Linked DNA regions of Mus musculus: all the other regions are linked to region 1. A link is a loop called in an ENCODE intact Hi-C map of the cell type or tissue named here. Cell type or tissue: left cerebral cortex. All regions are shown on one strand.

Region 1 (2,500 bases):
CTGGACTGGCAATTATACACATACACAGTGCCTGTATTAGCTGATCGGTGACTATATACACATGATGTATTAGTTGACAACTGCCTACCAACCACTGAGGTAAATAAGTCATCCTTACATATCCCAATAACTGCCAACCCCAACCATTATCAGCTTTAGCAAAACTTTCATATTTATTTAATGGAGTTCTTTGAAAAATTAAGGGAAATTTAAATAATCCCCTACCTCCAGTTTTGTCTGTTAATTTGAAGTTTCGATAATTGTTTCAGAATGCAGAGGGGATGTGATTATCATAGTATGTCATTATCAGAAGCTCTGACTGGGTAGAGTGCCCCTACTCTATTTGAGTTGACGGTGGCATAGCTGATAAGCCCACAAGATGGTGCTCTTTCCGCTTGGGAACAGGCTTTTCCATCAGAGCACACAGTGGACTTTGGGACTTTGAAAGGGAAAGGTACAGCTGCTGGTACCCTGCATCTAGAGTAGGGTTGCACTCAGGCCTCAGCTTCTTGGCAGTGTTGGAGTGTAGCTTTCAGCCATGGGTGCCATGCTCAGTGACTCTGGACTGTCAGTTGGCTGACGGTGATGTTGGAGCTTCCAGTGCTTGGGCTCTCTTGCTTGCCGCTTCACAGAGCAACAACTGTTGCAGTGCCCTGGGGAATGTCCAGTGTCCAAAAGCTGCCATCATGTCAGGGGCTTGCATGGCATCCTTTTCCCTGACAGCTCTCAAATGAAGGGCTTGTGGGTTCGACCTGAGGACTCCTGTTTCCAGAAGTTTCATTCATGTAACACTAACAAAATAATAAGTTTAAATTTAATTTTGTATTTACAGTATAGTTAAGAATTTTGAACTTTTGAGCATTCTGATGTTTTTCATACCAAAAATTCTCTTCTCCTTTCCCTGACTTCTCTCTCGCACGCTCAGTCTGCTAATTGCAGACTTCCTCTCTCCTGGAGGCCTTGCTGACGCTAGGTGGCAGACTTGCTTTAGGACTCTGGTGAGAAGCTCACGGTGTCCTGTGGTAACAGAGGTGCTTGGATTTCTTCTTTCAAACTTCCCAACACGCTTAGTGCAAACGGCCAGCAGGTGGGGACCAAGACCCCAAAAGGTTAAGTCACTTGCCCACGATCACACAGTAGAAAGTGGTCAATCTGGGACTTGAGGTCTAGTGTGTACACTCCACAGAGTGCTGCCAGTTACTCTGGGTTGCTAATGTCAGCTTCTTTGTGGGGAGAATGAAATTTAATTTTGCAAAGTAGATGGAATTGAGGTGGGTGGCCTTTCCTGTGTTGGGTCTTCAGCCTACAGTTGAAGAGGAGAAAGGCTACTTTGTCTAACAGTGGAGCACTGAGTAAAGCCAGCTTCCCTGAGTAAGCCGTTGAGGGACTCCAGGTGGATGCAGTTGTGACTCCTGATGCCTTTGTCTTGGAATCAGGGCTTACAGCTGTCAACTCTTGGTACCTTTTCGCTCATTTACAATGACCTTTCTCACTAATTTCCCTTTCACTGTTTTCCCTTTCTTTTGGATTTCTAGGTTGCTAATAGTGGGGATAGCTGGCACCCAGTGTCAGAAGAGCTACGGCTCTTGAAAGAGACAAGAGCAAGGGTCAGGGTGTGTGGTATTCTTCACTCCTAATTTGTTTCATAGAACCAAACCAAACCAAAACCCAGAAGTGCGCCCCTAATGTTTTATCAACTGGGCAAGCAATGGGGATCTGAGACCTGTCATCCTCCCATTGTTCTCTTTGTCCTTGACAGGGACTCACTTGCTCCAGTGAGTTCTTAGGTCTCCTGTTGACCAGGGTCCACAGCGCATGCCTTCCTCTCGGCTTTCTGTGGTTTGGAAGCAGGTTTAAGCACCTTCATTGGAATGATACATCTGTGATTTCCCCCAGGAGCAGTGGAGACACCTGGATTCTACTCAGAAGGAACAGTACTGGGATCTCATGCTGGAGACCTATGGGAAAATGGTCTCAGGAGGTGAGGGCATGTTGTCCACCTGATGAGAGGAGATGAAAAGACTGGGAAACTGTTAGGTATTCTCTGTGCATTCCAGGAGGCACCTGTTGAAGGGGTGTGTAACAGAAGGCATTGGTGCTGCTATAGAAAGTTGATGAGTTAGAAACAGCAGGCATATAAGAATGTCCCAGTATTTAAAGTGTTCTGTTCTCCAGGAACTGCGTGATTGTGTTAACTATAGTAATACCTTTCATTTATGAAACACATTAAATGGGCGTGGTGATATTACTATTCCCCACCCTCCAGCCCCATTTTTCCCCTTTTGACACAGGGTCTCACTAGGTAGCCCTGGTTGACCTGGAAATTACTAGATAGATTAGGCTGCCCTTGACCTTACAGAGATCCACCTGTCTTTGCTTCTTGAATGCTGGGATTAAAGGGGTGTGCCACCATGCTCACCCATAGGATTCCCTTTTTAAAGATGTTGGAAGTGAGCATCATCAGATCAAGGACTTGCTCAATCTTCTACAGCTCCCAAGG
Region 2 (2,500 bases), 710 kb after region 1:
CGAGGCGCGGGCGGCGGCGGGAGCGCACGGAGCGGCGGGGCGCGGGCTGCGCGGGGCTCTCAGGCTGCGCGCCGGCTCCGCGCTCCCCCTGCGGGCTCCGCGCGCCTAGCGGGCAGCCCCATCCCCCGCCCGCGGCAGCGGCGGCTCCGCGCGACTCGGCTCAGGCCGGCCCCGAAGCGCGGCTCCCGGAGGCGGCGGCAGCGGCGGCGTGGTCCCGTCCGGGCAGGTCCTGCGGGACGAGACGGGGCAGCGGTCACGGGGTGCGGAGAGCGGCGAGCAGCCGGGCGGAGAAGGAGCGCTCAGCCCTCGAGGAGTGCGTCCCGACTGGGACAGTGGCCCGAGGACGCGTGGAGAACCCCTGGGGAAGCCACCGGGCCGCCGAGCCCGGGGACGGTGCTGCCGACTGAGGCTGGGGTCCGGCGGGCAGCCGGGGTGCGCGGCGGCTGCACCTCAGTCACTCACCATGCCGGGCTGCGACTGCAGCGGCGGCGGCGGCTAGGCGGGAGCGCAGCGACCGGAGCGAGTGAGCGGAGCCGGGAACCGCCTGCACTAGTGCCGGAGCGTGTGCGATAGGAGAGAGGGAGACACACGCACTCACACAGCCGCACACGCGGGAGCGCCGCGCGGGGAGGGCGGGGAGGGAGGCCAGCCGCTCGCCGCCGCCCACGTTTCCACGCCTGGGCGCCCGGTTGGGGGACGGCAGGACTTCTCTTTGCCTCTTCCTCTCCCTCCTCCCCACCCCCCGCCTCGAAGCTTCGCGTCACCAACGCCGGGACACCAGTTAAGCGACTAAGATGGCAAAGAGGGAGCTCACCCCCACTACCTTCACCCCGGAGCAAGGCCAGAGTGAGCCCTCTGGAGCCGGCCAGCGGCAGGGTTAAACCTACTCTGACATTGCCCTTCTAGCCCTCTGGTCAAGTATTTCTAACCCTCCCTCACTCCCCCGCTTTACTTCAGCCTGGTCTTTGCGCTACCAGAAAGCAAGTTGGGGTTTCTGCAAGCCTCTGCCTCTCCCTAGTGGTGATGTTCACAGCCAAGATAAGAGGTCAAGCCCATTGCTACAGGTTCCTACACTGAGGCCAGGGGTCAAGTGGCTGTTGGGCCACCTAGTGTGATGAACTTAGGCTCCTTTCTCCTCCATCGCTCGTGCAGGAGTGAGATAGCTCCAGCTCTGGGTGACACCTCGAATTCCCTCTTTCTCCAACTTTTTTTCTAGCATTGAGACGAGAGTTAAAAAATAAATAAAAAGAAATAAATAAATAAAACTACCTGGGTTTTAAAGATTTCTTTGGAAAGCCCTACATTCCTGTCGTTGCTGCTGGAGGAGACAGATTAGAGAGTCCCTTGTGACCAGAGTGAGACCAGGCTGGCTGAAAGGAGACCCACGAGTCTGGCTTTCTAAGCTATGTGGCCACCCCAAGGGGGAGTCAGAGTCTTAGTTTGCTGTGTGTTGTGTGGAGAAGGTGGGAGACCCGAGAAGAGGAGCAACAGCCAGCCCCAGACCGTAGTCCTGAGAACTTTGGTGGGAGACAGAGGCAGGCTGTTAGAATGATAGTAACAGAGAATTTCCCTGAAGTGGTCTACTCAGTCCTGCTCACGATGTGCCTCAAACAAACTCTCAGCATTCAGGGAGTCTGGTGTTAAATGGATGGACTGAATTGGAGCTGAAACCCAGAACCCACGGCACAGAGGGACATTTTTACCTGAGATGGGAAGAGGGGGACTTCTCTGGCCGACCGTTCTAGAAACTCTCCGTGTGCTGCTCATTCTCTATCCCCTCCTCCTTCCTCTTCTTCCTCGGCACTTCCTCCGATTTCCTCGGCTTCGTCTCTTAATGGCTCTGTTAACAATCGTTTTTAGTGCCAATCCTGCCAAGCACACTGGTAAGTGCTAAGATAAGGAATGACAGTCCCTTCTCTCAGGAGTTCCTTTACAGAGGAGACAGTCAAATGACTTCTGCGTGGCATGTTTGTGTCATGACCGAGATGGGCACAGCCTATTCTGCGAGCAGGATACAGGCTTCTAGCATCACCCACGAGGGGAGCAGTGAGGGTCAAATACAGTTCTTGGGGTGCTAATGAAATGCCTGGTGAAGAATGGTTAGGAGTTAGAAAAACAAGACAGAATAAAGATGCTTCCAGCAGAGGCAGGGAAACTGGGAGAAAGAGGGTGGGTGAGCTAAGCATACACAATGGTGAAAGCCATAGGGGGGTTTCTAAACAAGGGCAGCCAGGAGGCACTGTATTCCTGCCAAAGAATTTGTGTTTAACAATGGCTGGGAAAATATTGGTAGGTTTGAATAGAAGATGCCATCAGATTTATAGGTTTGTTTCATCTTCAAGTCTATTGGAAGAGTGAACACTGACTGACCTGGACACAGAGAAAGCAGTCTGGAAGCTGTTGTACCCAGGCACAACATAAGGAAGCCTATGGGGCAGACATGTGAGAGGTGATACCTACTATGGAGATAATATTCTTACATCATCCAGAGCAGGCTCAA
Region 3 (2,500 bases), 1.2 Mb after region 1:
CATGTCTGCCCTGCTCAAAAGATTGGCGACAAACCCCAGAGACAGTGTGTTTGACTTAGGACTGAGTCTAACAAGCATCACAATCTGCAAGGACAAGAGGACTCGGAGGCCTCTAGCAAACAAGGATTCCTTAGAGGTGAAAAGGGAGGTTCTACAAGGAAGGAAAGAGGTTGAAAGGCGTTGTGTTGAAGAAGAGGGGCAAGAAATGAGTAATTATCCGGGAATAGGGAGGGCACACAGCTGGGGAAAACAAAACACAGACCAGGGGACCTAGGCAGAGTGTCACAGTTGGGACCTTGTTCTAGAAACCAACACTGTACAGACCACCTTCACTCAGACCATATACCTGTCGTGCTTCACTGGATCATGTGACCACTCAAGCACTTCCACTCAAGTGGCCACGATGATGTCAGTCACTCCACTAGCTAACAGTGGAGTTTGTCCAGGGGTGTTTCTTGCATTTTTAAGACCTTATCAACAAAGCCCACCCTTCACTTTCGATCAGCCTAAATATTGGGCAGCTGGGGATCCAGGGTGTCGGGGGATGGTAAAATGTGTGGAGTCCCTGTCACCTTATTCCTGTTCTCTAGGACTGAGAGTAGCACTAACAAGACAGGAGTCACTGAAAAGCCCTGGCTTTTTCTGCCTGTGAGAACGAGGGCCAGCTCAACGCATTATTGACTCACTTGGACCATACTGCTCTGAAATGTTTGCATGTACTGGCACTGGTTGAGTCATACGGTATAAATGTTCACATGTCAGATGTGCTTTTCTTAAGCCCCATAGAAAGAAAGAAAACTCAGTGTAAGCCTTACAAGAAAATCTAAGCTGCAATGTCGTGGTTTGGTTTCCTTCGGTTAGAAGTCTCTGCTTCCTTAATTGACGGCCAGTTTTTACAATTACCCTCCCTGACATCTACATCTCCCTAAAGTGACTTGCAAAGAGTGGGCCCACCGAGGGGTGGAGAAAGGCAGGAAATGTGACACCACCTCCCCACCCCACCCCCACCCCAGAAAACCCAAAGGAGGTCGGCGGAGCCTGGGATGACAGAAAGAAGAGCTCCGGAGCTAATTAAGTCTGCAGAGGAGCCAAAGAGGCCTCCTTCCTGGTTCACTGCCAGACACAAAGCTTTTTGATGCTGCTCGTAAATCTGAGCGCGCCAGGCCAAAGAGGATTTTGATTACAATAACTAAAAATATTCAAAGAAAGAACGAAAAGAAGGGGCTCAGAAAAGATGGACTCTGCCAACCGACTGTGCACGGATAGAAGGGTGCACGGCCTCAAATCTTGATAGTTAGATGATTCTTTCCATAAATAATTGCATTTAACCATAAGCAGATCGAAAATCATCAGCCCCGCAGCGGCACCGCACCCCCCCCTTCCCCGCCACCTAGTGACTGTGCCGTGAAGCTTGCGCCATCTCGTGTCCAATCCTGGATTCACAAGCATTGGTTTAGCTTTAGCAAATTTTGAACCGTGCCCTTGGCTTTGTTTTCAACACAACGTTCCTGTAAGAATGTGCCCATTTTGGGGTCGCTACGAGAGACTGGCACATATAATTCTAACAATTTCTTTCTGGCATTCGTATAGCCTTTGGAGATTTACAAAGCCCTTTTGCACATAGATTTTACAACCATGGGCCAGCAGCAGGTGGGAAGTCATAATTACTTTCACTTTACCAAGGAATAGAATCAGGATTGAAAAGACCCAGAAACCTGCTCAAGGTCAAAGGTATCAGGACGACAGAACTAAGTACTAAACCCCCTAGAGTCCAAGGTTAGGGAGATTTTCTTTAATTCCCGGTAAAATGTCTTGATCCTCACAAATACTGTGAAGCACAGTCCTGGCCGAAGTTCATCGCCTGCAGGACCTCTGAAGCATACCGATGTCGGGTTCCGTGTCCAGAGTCACACTTAGCCACTGTAGGGAGATGCTTGCACACCAGCATTGTAGGAGGTCTCCTGGGAGGCTAAAGTGTACTTGAGGTTGAAATCCGTGTTATCAGTGAAATAAAATAGAAGCATAGAAAAGTTATGCTTACATTTCAGAGAACTTTATGCCCATTAAAACCTGGGGGGAGTCCCATAAACAACCATCAAAACCAGACACTATTGTGGATGCCAACAAGAGCTTGCTGACAGGAGCCTGATATAGCTGTCTCCTGAGAGGCTCTGACAGTGCCTGACAAACACAAAAATGGATGCTCACGGCCATCTGTTGAACAGAGCACAGGGTCCCCAATGAAGGAGCTAGAGAAAGTACCCAAGGAGCTGAAGGGGTTTACAGCCCCATAAGAGGAACAACAATATGAACTAAACAGTATTCCCAGAGCTCCCTGGGACTAAACCACCAACCAATATGGTGGGACTCATGGCTCCAGCTGCATATGTAGCAGAGGATGGCCTAGACAGTCATCAATGGGAGGAGAGGCCCTTGGTCCTGTGAAGGTTATATGCCCCAGTATAGGGGAATGCTAGGGCTGGGAAGCAGGAGTGGGTGG

What was found. A loop is a pair of places that touch in the nucleus more often than their neighbours do. Peaks named below come from ENCODE experiments on the same cell type or tissue, not always from the same donor. Only the 100,000 strongest peaks of a DNase experiment are listed, where the experiment ranks them.
Region 2: a loop joins it to region 1, with 4 times the contacts of the local background. A loop is called at or near these places in 4 of 42 quality-filtered maps.
Region 3: a loop joins it to region 1, with 3 times the contacts of the local background. A loop is called at or near these places in 2 of 42 quality-filtered maps.

Annotation. Positions count from the first base shown.
Region 1 is chr11:65,820,034-65,822,533 of GRCm38, forward strand. Zkscan6 (zinc finger with KRAB and SCAN domains 6) reads left to right here. Exons shown (of 7, transcript NM_001302374.1): 5 at 1,897-1,981. Among named protein-coding and RNA genes, the nearest start is that of Zkscan6, 14 kb to the left of the region's middle. In left cerebral cortex, CTCF peaks have their summits at 367 (motif pointing right) and 965; DNase peaks (open chromatin) are centred at 428 and 988.
Region 2 is chr11:66,526,099-66,528,598 of GRCm38, forward strand. It overlaps Shisa6 (shisa family member 6), which reads right to left and starts at 28. Exons shown (of 5, transcript NM_001034874.3): 1 at 1-28. In left cerebral cortex, CTCF peaks have their summits at 1,029 and 1,365; DNase peaks (open chromatin) are centred at 653, 953 and 1,425; H3K4me3 peaks cover 987 bases.
Region 3 is chr11:66,983,629-66,986,128 of GRCm38, forward strand. No RefSeq gene overlaps it. Among named protein-coding and RNA genes, the nearest start is that of Gm12299, 17 kb to the right of the region's middle. In left cerebral cortex, a CTCF peak has its summit at 1,424 (motif pointing left); DNase peaks (open chromatin) are centred at 679, 1,141 and 1,422; H3K4me3 peaks cover 1,111 bases; H3K27ac peaks cover 666 bases.